Regions from separate parts of the Mus musculus genome. Here region 2 is linked to region 1. Evidence: chromatin loops called from intact Hi-C (ENCODE). Cell type or tissue: left cerebral cortex. All regions are shown on one strand. Links, peaks and the distances in the headings refer to the core of each region. The heading gives the core; the rest is flanking DNA.

What was found. Hi-C counts contacts between places; a loop is a spot of excess contacts. Peaks named below come from ENCODE experiments on the same cell type or tissue, not always from the same donor. Only the 100,000 strongest peaks of a DNase experiment are listed, where the experiment ranks them.
Region 2: it touches region 1 in a loop (4-fold over the local background); 17 of 42 quality-filtered maps call a loop at or near these places.

The regions. Positions count from the first base shown.
Region 1 is chr1:69,133,377-69,145,714 of GRCm38, reverse strand. No RefSeq gene overlaps it. Among named protein-coding and RNA genes, the nearest start is that of Erbb4, 31 kb to the right of the region's middle. In left cerebral cortex, for the core only: a CTCF peak has its summit at 6,621 (motif pointing right); a DNase peak (open chromatin) is centred at 6,657.
Region 2 is chr1:68,113,785-68,126,122 of GRCm38, reverse strand. The region is part of intron 20 of Erbb4 (erb-b2 receptor tyrosine kinase 4); the gene reads left to right. Among named protein-coding and RNA genes, the nearest start is that of Gm39658, 750 kb to the right of the region's middle. In left cerebral cortex, for the core only: no CTCF peak of the experiment used is centred there; a DNase peak (open chromatin) is centred at 5,571.

The sequences.
Region 1 (12,338 bases), core at 1,702-9,701:
CCCGCTATCCACCTCGAAAGTCTTGCCCAGCCCCCGGTCTTTTTATACTTTCCTTTTTTCTGTGGTTATCTCCATGTGTTGTATCCTCACATAAGAGGATTTGGAGCTAAGAGCCATAGATAAAAGAAGAAAGGCTGCATTTGCCTTTCTGAATATTTTAAGGAAGATTATTAAGCCAAATGAGGATCAAGCACAAATCTAAAAACTAAAAACATAAACAAAGTTCAAAGGAAACTTAAAATCAAACTCAACCCACTGGTAGTCTCTTAGTTTATTTCCTAAAAATGAATGTGTTAAGACATCTTCTGTTTAGAGACTTTCAGGAGTGAGAAACTTATAAATAACAAAGTAGCTCCGGTTTTCTACAATAATCCAGTATCTATACATTCACAGAACAATGTGAGTCCAATTACCATTAGAGCTCATCTCATGAACCCGTGCTGGCATCTGCTCTGCTCCTCCTTGCAGAATGGAGTGCCAACCTCTACTCCCAAATTAACTGTGTAAACTAGATCAATGATTGCAGTGCAATTAGGCTGATGAGAAACTGGAGAATTGAGGGGAGAGAGAGTGAGAGAAAAAAAGCAGGTCTGCTGATTAACTCTTAACTTGGGTTTTACATGTACAGGAGCAGAAAACGCTATTCCGTATTAAATCTTGTTTCTCTTACTTCTAATTTTTCACAGTCAATATATTTTGTAAGTAAGGCTAAATGAGGTGTTCTTTTCACAATGGCATATAATTCTAAAAACTTTTTCTTTTTTACTGCAAGATTATATTAGTTGAGTTTTGCATGCTTGGGTGACAGAATACTTATTTATAAAGCCAGAGTCATAAATAAGTGGCAAGATGAATAGCGTCAATTATTTTATGTTCATCCTTCAAAGCACCAAGCACAACAATTCAGTGAATAATCTAAACTGCAAAACATCTATTTGGAGAAGCAATGAAATACCACAGATAAAAAAAGAACACTCTCTCAGAGTGTCTATATTCTTTTCCTAATATATAATATTGTGTCATATCATAGTATGACAATTAATCTCTATAGTCATGCTGTTATGTACAAAGCATTTCCCATACTAAGACGTCCTATGTGATAGAAGCAGTAAAGATGACAAAATTTGGCTAATTACTGGTCAAATGAATATGCTCTATTTCAGAGAAAACAAGAAACAAGGTGATTTTATTGTACACTTATATGTTATATACTTGTAATGATCAATTTCACTCATCAATGTTACTGAGTTAAGGAATATGTAGAGCTTTGATTAAGCAGTCATTTTTTTTTCATGGTATCATAAGTGTAGTTTACCTGTTGGTTTTAGGACACAACCTTACAGCAGACCTCTCTGTCCCTCCAGCTTCTACATTCATTCTGCCCTCACTTTCACAGTGTTCCCTGAGCCTTAAGTACAAGAATTAGGTGATGGGTGTATCCATCGCGGCTGAACTCCCCATAGTCAGTAGTTCTAAGAGGGAAGTCTAATGGGGCTCCACTCCAGACAAGGAACAACTAATGATGCTGAGAAAGGAGAACTAGGGATGAGCCCCCCTCAATTCTACAATACCATGTCGCTGCCTCACTGCTGGCACAGGTGTACTACATCAGCTTGTCTAGTCTTCACCATGTCCCCATTAGGCGGTCCTGTCACTGCTTTTCTCTCATAGTCAGATACCTGGCTGACAGTAGAGCTGGGACAGAAGGAACACTCGCACTTAGGCACTGAAGTATGAACTCTTGACCACACACATGCTACCTGTATCAATTCGAGGTCCTCACAATAACGTGGTACTGTCTAAAATCTGCACTAATGTTTACCTGTACAGTAACAAGTTTCTAGTGTTAAAAATCGATCATCTGAATGATTACATAAGGAGTGGACAGGAAAAGTTGTGGACGCTTTAGATCTCTTGGTGGCCTTGTGTCTTTTTCCACGGAAAAAACAATATAGCATGCCGAGGCTTGCAGATGACTTACAAATTTTGTAAAACAACTCCAGCCACCTTGTTTCAAATGCACCCATGAACCACTTTGCAAGCCATCAACAGTGAGTACCCACTCAAAATTTTTACATGGCTAACAAATCCCTCCAAGTAGATATCTCCCCTTCTGACTACCCAGCACTTTCTGGAAAAGAAAAAAATAATAATAATATGAGAAACTCCTACCAGAGAAGGCAAAATAGACAGCCTGTGATTTGGCTCATTGAGATGTGAAGAAAGTTATTACCTACAGGAGCCTCTCTTTGAAGATAATGAACCGAAATTCTCATCTGTGCTGACACTGCGTGTTTTGTTCAAGAAATCCATCTCAAATAAGCAAAATATGCTTTTGAGAAAAAGGTATAAATTTTCTCTTAACATGGAAACTATTTCCAAGTTTTCAGAGAATATTACTTTATCTCAATTATATCTGAGAAAGAAATAAATGCATACATCAGAATTTTTCAGGTTAAAAAATAAGTTCTAAGAACCAAAGTCCCACAGCACAATAGGATTCTTTTCTTTGTTAAAAAGCCGCTTTGTTACTGTTGTTGGAGAAGGACATTTCTTTCTTCAGACCCTCTTTCCATGTGACTTGGCCAATTATACTCTCAAGCCCTTGCTTGAACTTGTAAAATCAAAATATCTCTCCAGACCCTAAAGATGGATTCAGGATACAGGGACCTTGCCAGGCCAAGAAGACTCAGCTCTGAGACTGGTTCTGAGAAGGTGAAGCTCTAGTTCAGCCTGTGTGCTGCAGTGATTGGACACTGTGGCCAGGCCCCCAATGTCTTTATGGAGAAGGTGAAGTATGGGTGGGTTTACCCAGATAAAGCTGAAACATCTTCAGACAGCACAACCAAGAACTAAACGGATTTGAATCTGGATTAAGTTACTTTGATTTCTTCATTGATCACAAGGTGCTGTACTGATTAAGGCTCTTGCAAAGAGGAATTTGTTCTATAGTGGTTTCTTCTCTGGTCTTTGCTCAGTAATATCTTACTACCTCAAACTACAGAAGCGATACACCTTCTAAAGACATTGATGCCATTTCCACCACTCACATGCTTTAGTTTCTTAACTCAGAACAAAGATTTGCTTTCTTGTTATTCTTCTTTGTTTCTATTTCTGTATTATCAAAATTTAATAAGCCCAATATCTACTCAAAACAGAAGTGTCTGTCATAGATTTTGTCAACAACATATTATCTGCTTGATGAATCTTTTACTCTGTAATTTACCACAATTAAGATATTGTAACTTTTATATGTATCAATGACCTAACTTCTAAGTTACCACAGTAATACTCCAATTACACACACACATACACACACACACACACACACACACACACACACACACAAATTTTACTAATGTGGTAGTGTGAAATAGTGAATTTGTTAGATATGTAAAACCTAGTCTTGCAGTTAATTAATTGTCTAGTCTTACAAGTAATTAATTAAGAATGAACAGGTGTGACTAGAAGAACTCAACACCACCTGCTCACTATTGGACATCTCCAGGAGGTCACACAAGTTAAAGCCAAGAGTTAAAAAAAAAATCACACTCTCAAGTATCAAGTTGCAATTATCTTAGGGCAATATAGCCTCCCATTAACTCCTTGACTGTATCATCAGAAGTAGGAGGAAAAGGAAAATGAGGGAGAGGAACATAGCATCAGAGGAAGATGTGGGTAGAATTTAACACAGGAATTCATGTCTGAAGAAGGCTTTTGGTGAGATAGGTGTAGGTATGAAGAATCTTACTGGAAGAGATGCTATTACTAGAACTCTGCCTGGTGCACATTACCTTCTATGGTCTATGTGCCTAGGAAACTATGTGTATGCATATGTGCCTATGAGCCTTTGTGTATGAATATTTCAGTTGAGTTGATCTGGTTACTCTAAGCAAGAGCAGGTATTAAGTTAATGGTAACCAAATTTATCTGTTGACAATTCTCTATCCCATAAAAGTATATAAAAACAATTCAAAATGTCTTTTCCCTACCATGACAGCAAAACCACTTTTAATTATTTCCAGCCATGAATGTTTACTACTCAATATCTTACCAAGAGTAGTAACAAGAGAAACAAATTGAGGACTCTGTGATAGCATTCTATTGCTGCTTTAACAAACTATCACAAATGTGATTTAATCAATGCAGACTTCATCTCTACAGGAATCTGGCACAGTTCCTGCAGGTTAAGATCCAGCTTATGTGGGATTTCAGTCCTTCTCTAGCTTGTAGAGTCTCCATGATTCTTAGCTTGCAAGGCCCTTTTTCCTTCTTTTAAACCATCAATGGCAGATCAAGATCTTGCCTTGTAACCTTATGCCATCAATGTTTTTCTTAAAGCTTGTGTGTGTGTGTGTGTGTGTGTGTGTGTGTGTGTGTGTGTGTGAAAATATACCATGACAAGGGCAACTATCTCTATCTCTACATATCTAATCTACATCTATCTATATCTATGTATCTATGTATCTATGTATCTATGTATCTATGTATCTATGTATCTATGTATCTATGTATCTATGTATCTATGTATCTATGTATCTATGTATCTATCTATGTATCTATGTATCTATCTATCTATCTATCTATCTATCTATCTATCTATCTATCTATCTTATTGGGGCTTGCTTACAATTTTAGAGGCTTAATTCATTATTGTCCACAGCGGAAAGCATGGCAGCATGCAGGCAGACATGCTGCTGGAGAGGTAGCTGAAACTTTTACATCTGTATCCACGGGCAGCAGGAAGGACTGTGAGCCATAGACCTTGCTTGAGCTCAAAGCTCACCCTTAGTGACACAATTTCTCCCACAAAGCCTCACTTCATTCAAAAAGGCCACATCTAATCCAACAAGGCTCCATCGAATATTGCCACCCCCTATGAGCCTAGAAGAGCCATTTTATTCACATTACCATACCACAGTCAAGTACCCAGCAATTTTGTTGAATTCACTCCAATAAGATCAGTTGACTCATAGCACTAAATATCTACAAACCCAAGGTTCTTTCATCGCACAAGATAATAGGTCTGCATGTTCTAGGTTTAGTGCATGGGGCATCTTTGGAGAAGCTATGTTCTGCATGTCTACTATACAAGAGTACAGTGCTGAAAATGACTGTGTTCTGCAAAGTCACTCATTAAAAACAACAAGGCAAGTCACCCTTAAAACTTACCAAATTTAGTGGCTAGAAGAAAAATAACTCTTAAGAATCACACGTGGACGTGCGTGCGCGTGCGTGCGTGCGTGCGTGCGTGCGTGCGTGCGTGTGTGTGTGTGTAAAAGTACACTAGGAATCATGAGAAGGATAAAAGAGGTTTAAAATTAACGAGGAGGGGGGCATAAGAGAATAACTGGATATTTGTTATTAAAGTAAAAAGATTACTAATGAAAGGGAGAGGAAGAAGAGAGACAGAAGGCATATGGGGGACAAATAGGGACACATTGAGCTTTGTGTATGTGTGTGTGTTGTGTGTGTGTTGTGTGTGTGTGTGTTGTGTGTGTATGAGAGAGATAGAGGAAAGAGAGAGAGACACAGACAAACAGACAGACAGACAGACAGAGAGAGCAGAGAGACTTGGGGAGATTTGTCAGGTGTATGGGGGAGGATATGTATGGAGGGAAGAAGTAGGAGTGTATAATATACAGAATCTATATGAAACTCTCAAAAACAAAGTCTCTGTTACAGTGACTTACCATAATGAGTCAATATATATCCATATTTATTTAGTGAAGGGCCTCTGAAAATTTGCCATCTTCAATGCCTTACATCCAAGATGAATTTATGGTGAGACATTGTGAAATCATTACAAAATCCTAGTCACAGGGAGGAATTGTGGACATCTGCTCTAGGGACCCATATCATAAAAAATGAAAACAAGCCCCTATAACTAGAGATGCCATCAAAAGTAAGACTTAGAGGACTAAAGGGAAGGAGATGGTGACAGTGTTGTGTTGAAGATGGGGGGGGGGGGTAAGAAAGCCGGGAGAATAACGCAGAGTGTAAGAGGTGAAGCTCTCTAGGGTAGAAGACTGAGTTTTAGTGTTGGCTCAGAAGTAACTTACCATGTTGGGCTTAGCTCGAAGCGATTGAAATATATCTCAATTCCATATCCTCAATAACTTATTTATGGCGCTTTATTAATTCATCAGATATATCCAGTGCACCTGTCATGGCAACAGCGGTGCTACCAGTAAGAGATACATGGTATTTCCCCCTTAAACCTCTAGGAGTTGAAACTGATATTAAATTAATAATCACAGAATGGAACTGCAAACTGCCCAAAGCTGCTATGGAAAGGGGCGGTGCTCTAGGAACATCAGGAAATAACAGCATGTGATCTATGGGTGGTATGGTATTGGGTAGCTGATACTGTATTTAGATAATAATCACAAAAGAATGGACTTTGGGAATGTAGCTGATACAGAAAATGACCACTGTCTGCTAGAACGTGGAAACAATTTGATTAACACTTTGAATTTCTTTGGCTTAAAAATTATGACTTGTCAAAATCCAGTCTATGAAGCATCTCTATGTGAAAAGGTAAACACGCACCAATATTTCATAACTGCTATAAAATCCTTTCCCAACTTTTTTTTAAACCAGCAGTTGGTTTGATATACTAGATAACCACTAGAGGGCAGTGCTGCCCTTTGTTCAAAGGAGTTGGTCTTGTCAAGCTAGGCTTTCACCCTTGGGTGTGGGGGCAGGGAAAGAAAGACAACCTTTGTGAAATTGGGAATAAGGGTGAAAAACTACTTCTTCAATATAAAAGAAAGCATAACTTTTCAAAGTCTGGCTTTGCTATTAATTTTTAATTGCTTTTAATTTTTCAAAAAAGCTTCAGGAATTTACGAGAATACCCTCAAAAATGTTGATTTTGACTTTGTTATACTTTAAAACTCAAGTTAAAAAGTGTGTCTTGCTATTTCTTTTCCTAAAGCCCTTTGAAGACTTTGTTTTGTAATGGGAAATATTTGCATGTACTCTGTTCACTGTTCTGTCTGCAGTAGTAAGTGAACTTGGAAAAGGGACTTAATAATTGTGACTGTAATACTTATTATTCCTATATCAAATAAGAATAATATTACAAGCACTTTCATTACACAGGGGAATTTAAGTTTCATTAATTTAGAATTATTACTATAGAAAATTGAGGGAGAGTCCCTCAATAACATACGAACAAGAAGTGGCTTCAAATTCTGTTGTATGAACAATTATTAATGACTGTAATTTGTGGCTCCTTTTGCAGTTGTTTTAATTAGCCTTAGTAATTATACTTTCATCTTAGCAGAAACATCATGTAGAATAATTCTATGTGGATTTTTACTTTATTTCTTTTGTGTGTTCTACATATGTTTGTCTTTTAGCTGATTGCTTGCAATGGGTGAAGCACCCAATGCGTTTCACGTGACCAGAAGAGAAAAATCCCATCCCCTGGTGCTCCTGAGCCAAACCCCCTCATAGCAGCATATGACATCTTAGTTGTTTATTTGTATGTTTTAGAATAACTAAATATTTGTTGAAGAAAGCTCTGCTCAACCATATTGCTACTGTTAGACTTGTTTTATCATAAAAATTCAGTAGACTTGTAGAGACCATGGAGGTTATCTGGCAAATAACATCTGTTGAAGTAAAAGTAAAAGTATTGAATTTAAGCTGAGTGCTTCTAGATTGTTTTCTTGGTGAATGCCAAACTCTGTACTAGCCAAAGGTGCTAAATTCCTTTGATTTCTTTCCATGGATAAAAATGCAAGCTTTTCTTTTTCTAAAGAAGGCGCAGAGAGGCTGGAAGAAAGCCTCTGTGGTTAGGATGGGTCCAGGTGTCTGGGACTTCCATGAGGGAGACTTCCAGTAAGTTTTCTGCTTGTACAGGTAAGCCCACAGCTAGACATACATATTGGGAACCTTTGTGGTTTGTTTGCCATTAAACAGAAACAATGCATGCCCAGAAAAATCTTCCAACATTCCTTGGCTACAAAGAGGCACCCAGATATCTATTTTTTTCTCTCGAGTTATAATATATTCTTAATGACAAAGCAAGATTGCTTAATTTTCCATGGTATTTAAAACCAGGAGAGAAAAATATCGCTGAGATTTGGTCTTCCACCCCATTCCCTAAGGGGCTTCTTCTAGAGGAAGAATAGTTTCATGGGGAAAAACTTAATGTAAAAATATGGTTTTCAGTCATAGAGGTGTAAAACAAGAATATGTCAGTAATTGGCATAAAAAAAAAAAAACTTACCTGTCCCCAGGCTGTGTGGAATGAAACAGAGCTTTTGGATGCTTTCAAAATCCAGATACATCAGAAAATAGGAAAGGTCAATATTTATTTCCATATAACTTCAACAAGAGTTTGGTGAGTTGCCTCCCTCAGGAAAATAAACTCTATATGCATAGGACACCATTTATACTTTCAACATTATTACCAACTTGACTACTTCTGTAACTTTTTGTGATATGAACATTGATTTCTTTAATAGACACCCACTGCATGCCTCCTTCACATCCAACACTGTGGTAAGTGCTTTGCCATTGAGAGCTGGGGGACTGAAACTGCCTGATTCAAACACTAGATGCTTTGTGGTTTTTTTCTCCGGAGCTGTCAATCACGCATGTGATCTTCTAGATGTGTGACACCTGAAAACTGCAAATGTTTCCCTCATTTTAGCCAACCAGTAGGAAACAGCCATAGGTGTTTGATGGCTTTATGTAGATTTAGAATTCACTTGGAGGGTCTTTGGGACAGTGTATGGCTGGCACTTGGTTGTGTTTTAGCAGTATATAAAGTATGTCAGTGTATCTGTTTCTTCATTTGTAGGAACACTGGCTGGGCAAAGTCACACAGGAGAAAATGTTAACTATAGTACATTTGCTCAACACGGAAATGGGACAGACAAATTTCTTAGACTTCATCTTACATTAAACTCTTAATTGTGTTTCTTTAATCATGTATAAAGGAAATTATTTCTACCCTTTATTCAGAATTGGACAGCTGAGAAGTTTAGCTACTTGGTGTAAAGTATACTAGAACAGCCTATTAATATTAATTAAACCTTTCTTCCTTCTAGTGGTTAACACTGTCCCCCCAGGTCTTATCTTGTATGGTTCACAGTTTTTAACTTATCTTTTGAGCTCTGCACATTTGTGTTGGTTGGAGTTTTGGAAAGTTCATAACTAGCATTGCTGTTTTATCTTGGGCATTTCATTCCTTACATTTTTGCTCATTCTCTCTGCAATATTCGTTTTTCTTTGTAGTCCTTGTCCTAGAATTATTTCTCCTTTAATGTCTAACAAGCACCTTTGGCAGGCTCCTTAGAATTATGATTCAGCCGTCTTTATTCCTTTTCAGTGTTCAAACCATTATTTCAGCATTAAACATGGTTGCATTGCGTAATGAGGTAAACTTTTAGGAATGCATAGAAATCACACCATACTTATACACATTTCAAAAACAATTTTAGTGCACATGTTTAGCGTTGTTGACCCCTAAGATCAATTAAATAGAGACATGCTCAGAAACGTAGCTCAGGAGGCTAGAAAGATGACGCAGTGGTTGAGAAAGCTTGTTGCTGTCATAGAGGACTCACATTCAGTTTCCAGCATCCACTTGGCAACTCACAACTGTGCATGACTCCAGTTTCAGGGGTTCTAAAGTCCTCTTCTGACCTCTGAGGGCACCCAGCATATATATAAGGTGCACGCATACACATATAAGCAAAACTTACATGTGCATTAAATAAAATTAAAAAATTAAAAATAATGTAATCACAGTTTACGGGCAGTGCCCCTGTGTTCCAGGTGACTGTCATGAGCAATGGATATGAATGAGTGATTGTAATTTCCGTGTAATCTCAAGAATGAGCAGCACGGTTTTATTCTGTAAGTTTCCTACTGGAATTGTCAGTCAGCTATACTTTGGGGGAAATGTTTTTACATCTTCATTTTGCCAGTTACTGGCATTAAAACCTCATTGCTGCAACTGTCGGTTTGATGATTTTTTCCTATGCTCATTAAGTCCCTTGAAGAAATGGCCTTGGTCTCCCTCAGTGTCTGGGAAATCCATTGAAAATATCATGCTGACTGCCCTGTATTTATATCATCTCCCTGCTATGATATATATATACAAATGTGCTTCTATAACACCACCCTTTTCTGCCTAGAATCTCTCCTTATCCTGGTGCTATTAAAAAAAATCTCTTCAAGTATTCTCCTGATAATCCTACTTATGAACATATAATAGCACAACTTGTAATCTATTATATATGTATATATATATATATATATGAGTTATATGTATTTATCATCTCTCTGTATCCCTGATTTCTATACCAATATAGTTTATTTTTATAAATATTCTTATTGATTACTTTTTCTGCAAAGTACCTAAATAATGATTACATATTTATTATTGTGTCAGCATGTCTCAAAGCTATGTTATTAGATTTTCGTGGCTATTGCTGTTTTTATAGCAATATTATTTTCCATGGAACATTGCCATCACCTGGCCCTTTGAGTGTAAGGACAATAATAACACAAATTTAATTAAAAAATGTTATGTACTCCCTAACCAAGTGGATTCCCTTTTCATCAATAAGACAAAAGCTCTATTGAATGTGTTATTGCACTGATAAGTAATTTCAAATTAGATTACAATGCAAATGAGTTGGCTAGGTTGTGTTTTTATTCTTGGTAGGAAAGCGAAACCAGATTTGTGATTTTGATGGATTCCTCATTAAAGTAGACTATGCCTGACTTGTATAAATATACTCTAAAAATACATGCTGACCGTTAATAAGCTCTGTGTTGACTATAATGCTTCCTGTGTCCTGGAATACTAATTAATGCATTTAATGTCATGGATGATATGGGAAGAAAACCAGCCTTGACATGGAACATGTTTTACAAATACTGATGGCGCTCATTCTCAGTCTCCTTGGTACTGCAAAATTCATACCTCATTTTGCACTGGGCTGTTGTTGGGAGGATGTGAAAGCACAGGAAGTCATCCATCAAATGCACATAAAGACAAGAAAGAAGTTAGGTAGGACTCCCCAAATTATCTCTTGGCTTAAAGAAACATAATGCAGTTGTATGTTATATTGTTCTTCTATTTTACTTGCGAACAAAACCACATGATTTTGATTATTGAAAATGGAGGCTGCACTTGTCACAGATTCTCTTTAATAATAATTTCTTCATGAAAGAAAGAGTTGTTCCACTACCATGTCATTTTATGCAACACACCAGGTTAGGGCACTCAGACAACATTTACATTCCATTCTGTGTTGGATTAAGCGTTTGTATTAAAACAACAACAACAACAACAACAAAAAAAAACCTCTTGTACAGTTGTTTAAAAAGGGAGAGATGGTAGCCTAAAGACTTCCATAGTAATATTTAGACCACTACGTTCAGGAGAAGGGTAGGATACAGAGCATTAACCCATTTTTGAAAAAGGTAAAATTTTCTTACATTTTGGCACTGTTTTTGTAGTCATAAAGAAATGGTATGTTTAAGAATTCAATGATAGTCTTTATCATAAATAAAGCATAATTTGTCTTCGCCAACCATGCATATGAATTCATCTGTGGCTTCTCCATTTCTTTTTTAAGCACAGTTTTATTTGGAAGTTATTGATAAATTGTTTTAAATTGAATTAGATTGCATAATAACACATACAATAGAAAACATTTCATAAGTTACATGAAATAGATGCACATAATAAGCCATGATTCAGACCCTCTTGGTTTTCATTGTTATTATCCTTCAACTCTGAATGCACCATAACAATAATCCTGCATTTCTTCAAAGAATGAAGTCGATTTAAACATAAACTAGTACGACCTCAGATTTAGAAAGAATCTGCAATGCATTTTAAAGTTCATCTTATGTAATACTTCTTTCTGATGAGAAAAGTATTTAAAGTATATTACCATATGAGTGTAATTATAATTTTAAAACAGTGAGAAAAATAGACAACACAAAAAGACAAACAAAAGGCTCCAATGACAGCCAAGGGCTCTCTGGTTTGTGAGACTGAGGTATAGATAGATATAGATATAGGTATAGATATAGATATAGATATGGATATGGATATATGTATAGATATATGTATATATATATGTATAGATATATATGCATAGATATAGATATATAGATATATTTGAGACAGTTTCCAGGACATAATACCTTGTCTTGTGATTCTTCTTAAGTTTGGGGTGGGATGTGACATTTGACCAATAACAGATTTGCTAGCCATGTGGCTGCAGCACTTGTAACAGGCATTGAACTACACAGGGCAGAAACCAGGAGTAGCTGGGCATACCAGCTACACTCTC
Region 2 (12,338 bases), core at 2,468-10,467, 1.0 Mb after region 1:
GATTTATTTTCTTCACTTCCCTATTTTCCTACCTACACTTTTATACACCCACCTCTTGTTGGTCTCTTTCAAACTTTTGGACATTTTTGTTTAATTATTCTTACCTGCATGTATGTATAAATTATATAGAAATGTTGGAAATTAGTATTATGTGTATGAAATTAGTAAAAAGTGTTAGTTCTAGAAGCAGCAATTCAACTTCTGCAGTCTATAATACTGGGTAAGCACATTTGCATATAGGTTTAGCTGCAATTTACTGTTTATGCAGATTTTTTTGCAAATTAAATTCAATATTTGTCTCATCAAACGCATCTGTCTGTAGAAATGTCTTCATGAAATAAATATATTCCTTCAAAATTTAATCAGCGGACCCTGACCTAACTTAGCATTTCTCTCTTCTCTATTTCTGTGGTGTTTTCTTTTCCTTAAATGTCTCCCCTGGAGAACTTGTTGCTTTGGCCTCTTGTCTTTTTGCCTATTTCTCTCTTTCAGTTACATAGTTTTCATCATTTATTTAGTCTTTATCCGTCTTCCTTGGAATGTTGTCTAAACCAAAACAACAACTTTAATTTATTAACATATAAATACACACACAAACACACACACACACACACACACACACACACACACACACACACACACACACATATATATACTTGTTTAAGTATTAAATATTCCCAAACTTTACTTGTGTTGAGCATTTGATCACAAGACTGGTACTTCAAAATCAAGGCAAAGATAAAAACTAAACATATACCTTTTTCCAGTCTTAGGCTTTTGTTTCTTCCTTGCTAAATAGAGCTTCCCAATGTATCTGTATGCCACATATTCTGAATCACCCCACTCATTTAACCTTACCATCTAAATTCATGATTTAAAGCTCAACATTTGGAATCAGATATCTTTAATAAGGGATTCTGACTACATTACATAGTGATAATGTGATTAGTATAAAATTAATTAAATTTTTGAAAGCTCAATTTTCTCATCTGTATAATGTGAAAGGTAATAGGTTTTGAAAATGCATAGAATATGGGTACTGGAATTTTAGTATTTATCCTTATTACTTTTATTTGTAACGTATAAGACACCAGTGCTACTGTTTAAGTATTAAATATCCCCAAACTTCCCTTGTGATGGGCACTGAATCACAAGACTGGTCCTGTTAGGGGGGATCTTTGGTGGAACCCAGGAGGAGAGAGTTAGGCCATTGAGTGTGTGCCTATAAGGAGATATTGGAACCCAGATCCATTCCTCTTCTTTTGTGTTTCCGGGACATTATGTTGGGAGCAATTTGTTTGACCGCATGCTCACTGCCACGATGTTCTCCCTCACAACACACTCAACAGCCAATGGAACCACCTGAGCATGGCCTGAATCCCTCAAAACAGGAGTCACAGTAAAGCATTTGTCCTTGCGAAGAGATTCTCTCAGGCATTTTGTCATTGCACAGACACTGACAACTCTCAGTACTAACTAAGTTGTCTTCTCTTGCTTCATCCTTGTGTTCCTTTCCCCCTGAGGAAACATCACAAAAGCTAGATAAAAATTCTCTTTTCGAACAGTAAGGATATACTGCATGAGAGAGAGTAGAACAGACACTTCATTTTAGTCATGAAAGAGACAGCTCCCCATCACCATTTCTGATAGGGGTTAGGTATGGAAAGTCTGTGTTTTCAAGACAAGGTCAAGAGAATCACAGTTCCTTCCAGCATCCAGGACCTTCTCCAGCATTCGTGGTCTTTTGACCTCTGCATTCTAAGACTTGACATGTCTCTCTTCAGTTGACTTTGACAGGCACCACCCCCAGTTGTTCAGTTTCAGAATTATTTCAAACATCCATCAGGGCTCTCTATGCCAAGCCCTAAGCTTCATTTGAGTTTGAAATATAAAAGGGGATTGAGCTTCAGTTCTTCAGCCTTCTGAGGAGACTGACACAAAGACCCAGTCTAGGCTATAAATATTCTGCCTTCACAGGTTGGTCACACAAAGATTTGTTGTCCTCCAAACAAGGCAGTTACCAAAATTTGTTGTCCTCCAAACAAAGCAGACTTAATCTTTGTAGCATGCGAAAAGGATTAGTTGTAGTGAGGTTAAGATACACATACTCTATCTTGGTATTATTATATGTCTGCATAACAGAAGGTCTGCACTTTATACGAGAAAAATTCAGTGAACAATTAATTTATCCTTGTGTTAATTTTATATAGAGGGCTGTAACGATTTGCCACAAGCTGATGGCTTGAAACAAATGAGATTTAATTTCTTATGGTTCTGGAAGCCAGCAATCTAAAATGAGAAACTCTGATTTGAAATCAAAATATTGGCAGGAATTTACTTCCCCCAGAAGCTGTGGGTGGCATGGGATGGGAATCCATGTTTGCTTCTCTTCCAGCTTCTGACGGCTGCCAACCTTTCTGGCTCATGGCCTTATTAGTCTTCTTCCTCTGTCTTCACATTGTCCTTTCCTTATATACATTTGTATGAAACTTTCCTTTCTTTCCATCTTATGCAAGCACAGGTATTGAAGTTGAAGTTAAGGGCCATTAAAATAATCAAGTTTAATTTTTTTATTTTTCCATTTTCTTACTGAATTCCATTTGCAAAGGCCCCATTGGTTTCCAGAATATAGGAGCAATATGGGTCTCTAGGATTCAGGCATGCATATCTTTTAGGGGTAGAAAACTTTTAATCTACCATCTCCCAGAGTAGAAAATAGTAACTCTTGGTTTTTATTATTATTGATGATAATTTTTATCATATTGATATTGTTATTCTATTATTGTTGAAAATTATTACATTGATTTTGATCTCCTGTCAGTTGCTATCATCATCAAAATAGCTTTGCAAGCATTATTTCTACAGTAGAACATCTCCTTGCTAGGGTATGACAACTCCCAAGCTTTTCTCTCCTCTTCTCAACTTATCTTCCTCCAGTTATTTTCACCAAAATGAGTGATCTTTTCGAATATAAGTTTGACGGATAGTGAGATAGCTCAGTGAGTAAAAGATACTCGCTCCCAAGCTTAATGACCTGAATTCAATCCTTGGAGCCACATAACATTGGTAAGAGAGAAACACCTCAATGGAGTTATCTACTGACCTCTATATATGGGCTATGACATGCGAAAAAAATTACTATGTACTTGTACAGTTAAACAAAATCCATGTTTGGTCGGAAGTAGTTTATCAACTTCAAAGTTTGAAGTGACTCTTTGTCACTTGATGCCTCTCATTGGATTATCTCTTTTACTTCATCTGCCTAGCCTGCTCTTCAGTGGGTGGCTTTGTTGAGTATTGATCAACCTACTCATCAGATGCCCTTGCTGATAAAACACAGAGCTCATTGCTAACTCCACATCAAGACTCAATTCAAGCATCTCTTCATTCAGGAAACGTTATGAAACATCATTTTCAGTTAGGCCTTCTGTGTGCTTTCTCTGGCACTAGCCACATTCCTGGTCAAATCCTACTTCTTATTAACTGAGAGTCATTGACAAACATTAAAGTCCTCTTAATGGCTCTTCATCTGAAAAATATGGCTAAGTACTGTAGTATCCACACTAGAGTCATTTACTCATTAAATATGATACTGTGAAGCATTTTACAAAATATCCAACACAGTATGTGAATTACTATCTTTTATCATTCATATATATGGTTAGATATATATGTATATACACATATATATTATATGCTTGACATGTCAAATATATATTAGTTTTATCTGGTATTGCAGTTTATAAAAGAAGAAACTTCATTTACTTACTTGCAATACATTTGGTGGAAGTTCCTGCTACAGTGTTTGCTATGTAATAGAATATATTAAATATTTATTAAATGACTAAATTAATATTTTTCTCCAATGAACTATATCCAGAAATTTCTAACACTTCAAAAACTGCACAAAATTTAAAAGTCTTCTAAGAACATCTCAGTAAAATGTACCAATTCTCAATTACAAATAGAAGGAAGGGCTAAGGATAGCCTCCAGTGCTTGGTTCAGTGGAAGGATACTGTGTAAGAAGTATAAGGCCTGAGCTCAATTCCTAGCACTTCAAAAATAGAAGAAGAAACAGCAGACATGAGTGAAAGTAGAAATCCAACCTATTGTTGACTCATTGGATCACCATTCTTTCCTACACTAGTCCAGACTGTTAGGACTTTTCTCTATTAGCATACTATCTGCTTCAAAAGTTTAAGTGGAAACATGAAATTTCCCACTTTTATACCTAGTGTCTAATATGTGGGGAGTTAGAGATCTGGAAAGGCGCATAGTCCACAAGTGCTTAGGGCAACTAATAATGCCATTTTCAGAAATTCTAAGATAAGCTAAACTACAGCAATGGTAGTTAGGAACTTAATTTTCATGTCAGTGGGATAAGCCCCTTTTGAGTGTGAATGTTTGACATGTCAGCAAGCCACAAGAAGTGAGGTGGGGTTTGTTTTGTTTTGTTGTTTTGTTTCTAAATAACCACTAAGAGCCTTAAGAAAGTATTAATTATTAATTATAAATGTTTTATATTTTAAATTAAAGGAAAGCAAGCATTGCCACATTCTCCCCCCTGTTTTGAAGCATGGTTATAACCAGAATGCCCCAGCTTCCTCCAGTGTAGCTCACAGTGAAATTATATAACTTCACAGTTGAGTCTCCCTCCCAGGCCCAATCCTATGCAATTTCAGCCCATTGCTTCCCACTGGGAAGAGGTGAGCAACGTCTTTGTTCTGCTAAATCTTTTCCTGTTCTTAAAAAGAAAGAAGGGAAGTAAATTCACACCTTTCAAGGACTAAAAGGCTAGGGACTCCTGGTTGTGCTTTCTTTTCTTTTTCTTTTCTTTTCCTTTTTTTATTGATTATTTTATTTATGTACATTTCAAATGTTGTCCCCCTTCCTGGTCTCCCTTCCCTGGTCTTTGCTCCTCAAAGCCCCCTTCCCATTCCCCCTCCCTTTGCCTCTAAGAGCATACTCCCCCACCCACCAATTCACTCCTGCTTCTGGTTACTCTTTCATAGAAAAGATTCATCTATGACTGGGATGAAACCTGGATACAACAGATTCCAATGCATACCCATGCCAAGGCTCTGTCTATCCCTGCTTTCATTTAACAACAATTCAGTTCATAACCAACCCTGTGCACAGAGCCAAAATCCTTGCATCCTTGCATCCTTATAACGTCCCATTCCAACTTTAAGGTAGAAGAACTTACTTTGTTGAAATTATGATTCAAATTCGCTGGCTTGGAATGTACTCACTGGCACATGATTGTTTGTTTAGCTTTTTCAGGTCCCCCTCTAAACCATGAAGACTTGCCTGTATGAGTCTTATGTAGGCACGCCTCCCCCAGAATTTTGCATGGCAGCATCAGGCACGGCAATTTTGTGATAGATGTTTCATAAATGCAAATGATTGCATATATTTACACACCAGCCCTGAAGATGGCTGACCTATTGTAGTCCACGTTAGCATTTCCGTGTTGTTCCTGCTGTTGCTGGGATAGAAGGCCACACAGAGGAGAGTGGAGCATGACAAGCAGGCAGCTGCTGCTCTACTCTTACTCTGAAGAGGCTTGCAAGAGGAGCCTTCCTCCCACTCTATTTGGTCTCATTACATGCGGGATCAGGTCTGTGCCGTTCCGGACTTCTGCATGCAGCCCTCAAGAGGGCTGTCAGGCTTTCTCATCCCTGTCAGACGAATTGACAATGCTGTACATGAAACACAAGACTCTCCACCTTTAAGGTTTTTGTTTTTAGCAGAAGAAAATATACATATGTATTTTGTAGAAGTATGTGCAGGGTTTGAGTTATTTTCAGTGTTTGTGGGTGCTGTTTTTCTGCAGATTCCAAAGTACTCAGAGGTTCTCAGATTCTGAGCCTTCTAATAAAATGTCAGAGTGCTATTCTGCAGAATATACTTCGGAATGTGAAAATATGAAAGCCATTTTAACATTTTTCTTTCCATAAGTACTTACTCTTCAATGTCAGGGATAGCTGCCCTCTTCTCCCCACCTTGTTTGTTCAGTCCATGGACAAATGACTCCATTTGAGTCCTATACAGGCTGGGGTGACATTTCTTCCACCTCCTTATTTACAGGATGTGGACCTTCCTGCTAGTTAGTCTCCTCTATACTGTTTACAAATTTCCATAAAGACTTTACAAAGCACACTGCTTTTGGTCATGCTTCCTTCACCATGTGACATGACAAATCCCTATGTCACATATCCCACACAGGCTGCCATCCTTAGTTAGTGGCCTCTGATAAAGGCCACCACTTGATCCTCTCCACTCTCAGCAGAACAAACTCAGATGGTGTTGTTCTCTTCTCTAGGGTTTCTCTTCCAGAGTTTATGGATGCTCACAGATAATTTATTCCCCATCTTTTCTTCTTTCTTTTAATTAATATTTGTCTGTATTTAGTTTTTCATTACTGGAAAAATATGTTTTTGCCTTACCATTATCTGCTTCTGCTTTATTTAACACCTCCATAAAGCCTCTATGGGAAGATGAAGGGTGCTATTTCTACATATGTCCAACACTCTACTTTCATCTGAACACATACTTTTCAATAAATGTGATCCATCTAGGTAAATTTTCATTCATTCCCTTAGACTTTTGTTTTTTAATTTAAAAATGCTTTGAGAATTTCAGTCATGGATGCTGTATTTACTTAATTTCTAGTTCTCTAAGTTTCCAATATATCTCCTCAATTTGATGGCATCTTAATTACTACACACACACACATACAGAGAGAGAGAGAGAAACAGAGAGAGAGAGAAGCAGAGAGAGAAGCAGAGAGATAGAAACACAGAGAGGAAAAACAGGAGAGAGAAACAAAGAGAGAAAGAGACCCTACTGAACATGGGAAAGCTCCCTTCACGTTTTTGTTCATGGGGGATTTCTAGAAATTTCACAAAACTACACAGGCGATTACCATTGCCATTGCCTGACTTGCAGAAGTTGAAGGTAAGAGCTGCTGTTGAAGACACCACATGCTCAGGACACAGGACTTGGATTAAGAGACCTGGAACTACCTGGAAGCCTGTGGAATTTCCTATGCAATGTGCCAAAACTGTCTACTGTATAAAATCTATGAACCTCAACAATGTCTTGGCAAGATATATCCAAAGATGGTAATTTCATCTTGAGACTATCCAACAGCTATTGAACTAAACTTAAGTCCTGCTCACTTGGAGGGAATTTGTGCCAGCATATCCAATTATCTGTGAGGAAAAAGGTCATAGTTCCTAGAGGAGAGCATACTACTGTAATTTTCCTAAACCAATATAATTTCTATTTTTATAATTTTTATCCTCACACAGATAATTGTAGCTTTTTATTCCTCATCAAAGAAGCTTCTTATTTTAGAACAGATCAAAACAGTTACAGAGATCCAAAACTAGTCGAAATGCAAAAATAAGAGACTTTGAAATGCACAGCACCCATTGAGTACAACTTCTATACCTAAAGTTCAGAGAATATCAAACAAGATGCAACTGTAAGATTGTAAGAGCCAAAGGTCTAGGACATTTTTTACTATGTAGTGCCTTCTAGATATGGCGGGGAGGCTGTACCCATGAATTCTCAACAATATTACTGCCTAAATAAGACCTGCATATTGACAAAACCAGTTGATGTACCAATGTGGATTGGAGAAATTTTACCAAGTCCCGCATTCAGAGGAAGAACTATGGGGAGAGGGTGAATTCATTTTCTCCAGTAGCAAGCCTGCTAAGAGATTATGTTTGTAATTGGCCAATGATAAACACATATATGCATCTGTACTCTTTTCTTGAGCCTTCTTTGGCAGCTGGACTTTATATTTGGCTACAGGAGCCTGGGATTGGTCTTTCAACTTCTCTAAAGAAAATGCATGCTTTTCTGACCAATGGAAGAACCATGTTAGCCCAAAGTCCATAGTCATTTTGCAAAGTCTCATGCTTAGTGATGTCTGGTCTGATTAAAGTATTATTAATAGTTTACAATATTTAAATTGGTGGATTGTAGAGACAGGAAGGGGTTGACAACTTCGACAAGAAATGTAGGTTCAATCTTTCAACAATCTCAGTCTCCTTTCTGGTGTCTTACATAACATAAAGTAACATGATAATGGGTATGATTGTGAGTTCCCTTCCACATCTCCCCACTTCACGTTTTTCCATTTTCTGCTAAGGATTCTCTATTCTGCTCTAGGAATTTTCCCTCTCTCCTGAATGATTTGCACTTTCCCTGGAGCAAGTGTGGGTCTTACAAAACAAAATCTGCTACTTCCTCAGGAATCCTCTCTCTCTCTCTCTCTCTCTCTCTCTCTCTCTCTCTCTCTCTCCTCACAGTGCTTCAACAGCAGTGCATTAAAATTTCTAATACATTTGAAATTTATTCACAGTTATTCCCTAACTTTATACCCACCAACTTCATATTCTTTCACTTTTTCTTAAAAAGAAAATGAAAATCAAATCAAAACAAATCCCCAAGACAAAAAAAAAAAAAAAAAGAACAAAACAAAACAAAAAGCCCTCACTCCACATACATACACACACACATGCGCTAACACAAATGGAGTGTATCTTATGGTGGTCAACTCCTCCTGAGCACACAACTAGTGTCCCCCATTGGAGAAAAGTGATTTCCCTTTTCACAGAAAGTACCAATTGCAAATAGCTTTCTGATTAGTGGTAAACCTATGAGGCCATTTTCTCTTCCCAATGCTGGAATTTTGTCTGGTTTGCCCAGATCCTGGGCACTGTGCCACAATCCCTGTAAGTTCCTATGTGTCTTCAGTCTGTTGTGTCTGGAAGACCATGCTTCTCTCCATCTCATATACCACCTCTGGCTCTTAATGCCTATGAACCAGTAATAAGGAAATTAGCTTGTCTTCCTGTCCGAGATTCAAAGTAAGTTAGTCTTTTTAGTCTTGAATTACTACAGAATAGCAAGGATGTTAGATACAAATTTGGGGGCATTGAACCTCATTCGTATAACACTGTATCTTTGAGCATGTTCCTTGGTTTAAAAAAAAAAGTAAATCTACAAAAAGATGAAAACATGTTGCTTCCTTGTAGTCGGAAGATACCTTTTACCTTACAATGAAAAGCTTCCCAACCTTGTTGCTTAGGAAGTGAAAGCTATTGTGTGGAACAACAATGCCACCTAAGAGGACACAGAAGCTTCCTATAAAAGGTTAGCGATATCTCTTTTAAAAATGTCAAGGCTCTTTCAGAGTCGAGAACATGTCCATGGGATCATAATAAAATGCCTTGCAACTGGACTTTTACAAGGACTTCCCTACTTTGCTCTCCTGCTTTTGCCAAATGCAAGATAAAATGCTTCTGAACACCTGCACAATGCAAGTATGACCTTTGATTATTCGGAACTTCGCTTTGGGACTGATTAAGAGTCCAGTTGTGATTTCAGTAATACAGCTTATTCATCAAGGTAGATCCCCACTGGTAAATCTGGAAGCTGCTAGAGGATTTGCTCCCTTTTAGAGGCTCTAATCACCAACAATTGTCCCCTGCCGAAGGGTAACTCCTGGAGTTAAAGAACGAAAGTGCAGAATAGCTCTGCTTGCACATTGGCCACCCTCTACTAGCAAGTCCTAGAAACCCGTATAAGGCTTATATGTACAGTTTTGTGCTCTTTGGTCAACATAGATTCCAATTACATAGTGACTTACACAAATGGCTCCATTTGGAGCTCTTTTCTCAAGAGAATATTCAGTGCCTTATAAACTAGCCATCCCTTATGCTTCAAATATAAACAATCTTGGTGCACATCTGATTTTAATCCAAGTGTTTTCAAAGGCCATTCTCCTCTAGTTGTTATCTCTCCTCTTATTTCATAACAACTGCAAAACTCCTACCACAGAAGGCACTTTTGTGGGAATATATAATTGTTGAGAATGCAGTGATTTTAATTATCGGTTGTTTCATCATAATCTAGCTGAAAACTTAGATGAACAGACAACATACATCTTCTTTCTTTCTTTCTTCCTTTCTTTCTTTTTTTTGTATTCTTCAGTGGTTTTCAAACTTAGGTGAGAATTACTTCTGCTTTAGGTGGGGAGTCAAAGGCTGCTCCTACATTGGGCAGTGAATTTATGATGACAGGTTTCCTACTCAGCCATCAATTTCCTACATAGCCCCTCCCCACTGAAGAGAGGATTGAGTCCCATCCCAGCATGGCAGCGAGCTTTTAGGGAGAGCAAAGCTCCAGCATGTACGTGCTTGTCAAGCCTCTGCTTGCATCATGCTTGCTAATATAACCACAGCAAATCACTTACGAAAGTCTCCAAGTCGGCATGAAATTTTATAGGTACAATGAACCATGACCCGTTGGAAGTCATTGCCATCCCTGTGAGCTCATCATATTAGGCTGAGATGTCCAATGTGAGGAATGATAACTATAAACTGAAGAAGCACTTACTGTTATTGTCTGTTTTGTAGCTGAGAACATGCATCACTGGGGTTAGTGATACATGTTTTCAACAGCATCTTTGAATAACCAACAGTGCACAGATAACAAAGAGCAGACTGTGGTTTGAATCTGGTCCTTTACAGTTGAAAGACACTGTTGATCCCCCAGGACAAATTGGCAAAATATCTGTCTCATACTTCATACTTCTAGAAAGTTCTCTGAAACAGTATTGGTATTTGTATAGGTTTTTTTTGTTGTTGTTTTTGTTTTTTAACTTTTAATAAGGGGCTGCTGTGATGTTTGAAATTGAAGAGTGTGAGTCGTATTTGTTATAATGTTATTCTACTGACACAAGGTCTTATACAGATTATACCCCCCCCCATTGTCCAGATTGATTTAATATGGCAGAACGCCAGCCAGAATTGCATTCAATTTTTGATTTTTACACTTTTGATAAGTCCTATTATGTGAGTCCTGCTATCTTGATTGGTAAGCATGTCTAGTGAACAACAACAACAACAAAAAAAAGACCAAAGTAACTGGATTTGCCTAGCTTATACTATATTAAAGACAATAAAAAGTTAAGTCACTGGAAGAGATTAGTCACATTCTCTTGCTCTGATAAAATACTTGTCAAGTAACACTTTAAGGCAAGAAGGGTTTGACTTAAGTCTCAGTTTGAGGATACAGTCTATCATGGCAGAGCTGACAGGAGTGACTCACATCTGGGCAGAATCAGATGCAGAGAAAAGGGAGCTATGCTAGTGTTCTATCGCCTCCCCTTTCCATCAGTCCTGGATCCCAATCCATGGAAATGTGCACCCAACATTCAGAGCAAAACCTCTTCTCTCATGTCCATCCGTGGAAACACCCTCATGGATAATTAACAGTAAAGATTAACTGCCACTGAGAGACTGAGAGTCCTTGCTTCAATCAAGACTGGAAGTTACCACTAGTAGAGAAAGATACTTTTTTTAAAATGCTAATGCTCCCTCAAATCCAGAGAGTGAGAATTTGGAAAAGGGGTCATATAATCTGCATTTTAAATTGTTCCCAGCTGCTTCTTGTGTCCAATGATTTTAGGAACTACTGTCTGACCCATTAGCACATTTCAGCTCCCAAAGAGAACATAATCAGACCCAATTTTGCCATCTGTACACTGCTATATTAGGTCCACTTCTGCAAATCAATGCTGATCTAGCACCTTCAGAGGCTGCCCTAAGAACCCAGGGGGTGAAATATGTGAAAAATCTTTAAGAAGCTGTGTGGAATGTAGAGAGTAGCATTAAATTAGCTAAACCAAATGAATAAGCACCATTATCATTTGTCTATGGATAACCCCTTCTGGGATTCAAGCCAGAGATCTTAAAACTAAAACCATAGCTGTGGATTTTAAAGGTTTGGTGCTGTTTTCTGGTTTTTGAATGTTGCTTTTGCTGAGGAAGGAAAGTTATCAGTTACCCAGACAGCCATATGCACAGGTATCCTGATTTTTCAGGTCTCGGGATGGAACAAGCCAGAGCTTCACAGCGTGAGGATGAGAAGTTATTCCCATGGAATCCTTAAACCACCGAGTACTTCTTTCACTAATTGCTGAATTTCTCAACCTTCCTAACGCTATGGCCCTTTAATCCAGCTCCTCATGTTGTGCTGACTCTAGCCATAAAATTATTTTTGTTGCTACTTCATAACTGTAATTTTGCTACTGTTCTGAATTGTAATGCAAATAGGTTTTTGAGACAGAGATTTGCCATAGGGGTTGCAACTCACAGGTTGAGAACTACTGCCATAAAATAATATAAGCATGGGTAATTCTCCCCCATTTTCCAGAAGTATTTCTTATTAATTCTTTGAGAATTTCTTTTTTTTTTTAATTTTTACTCAGAATTTGAATTTAGTTTTATTTTTCATTTCTGAGAGATGTCGT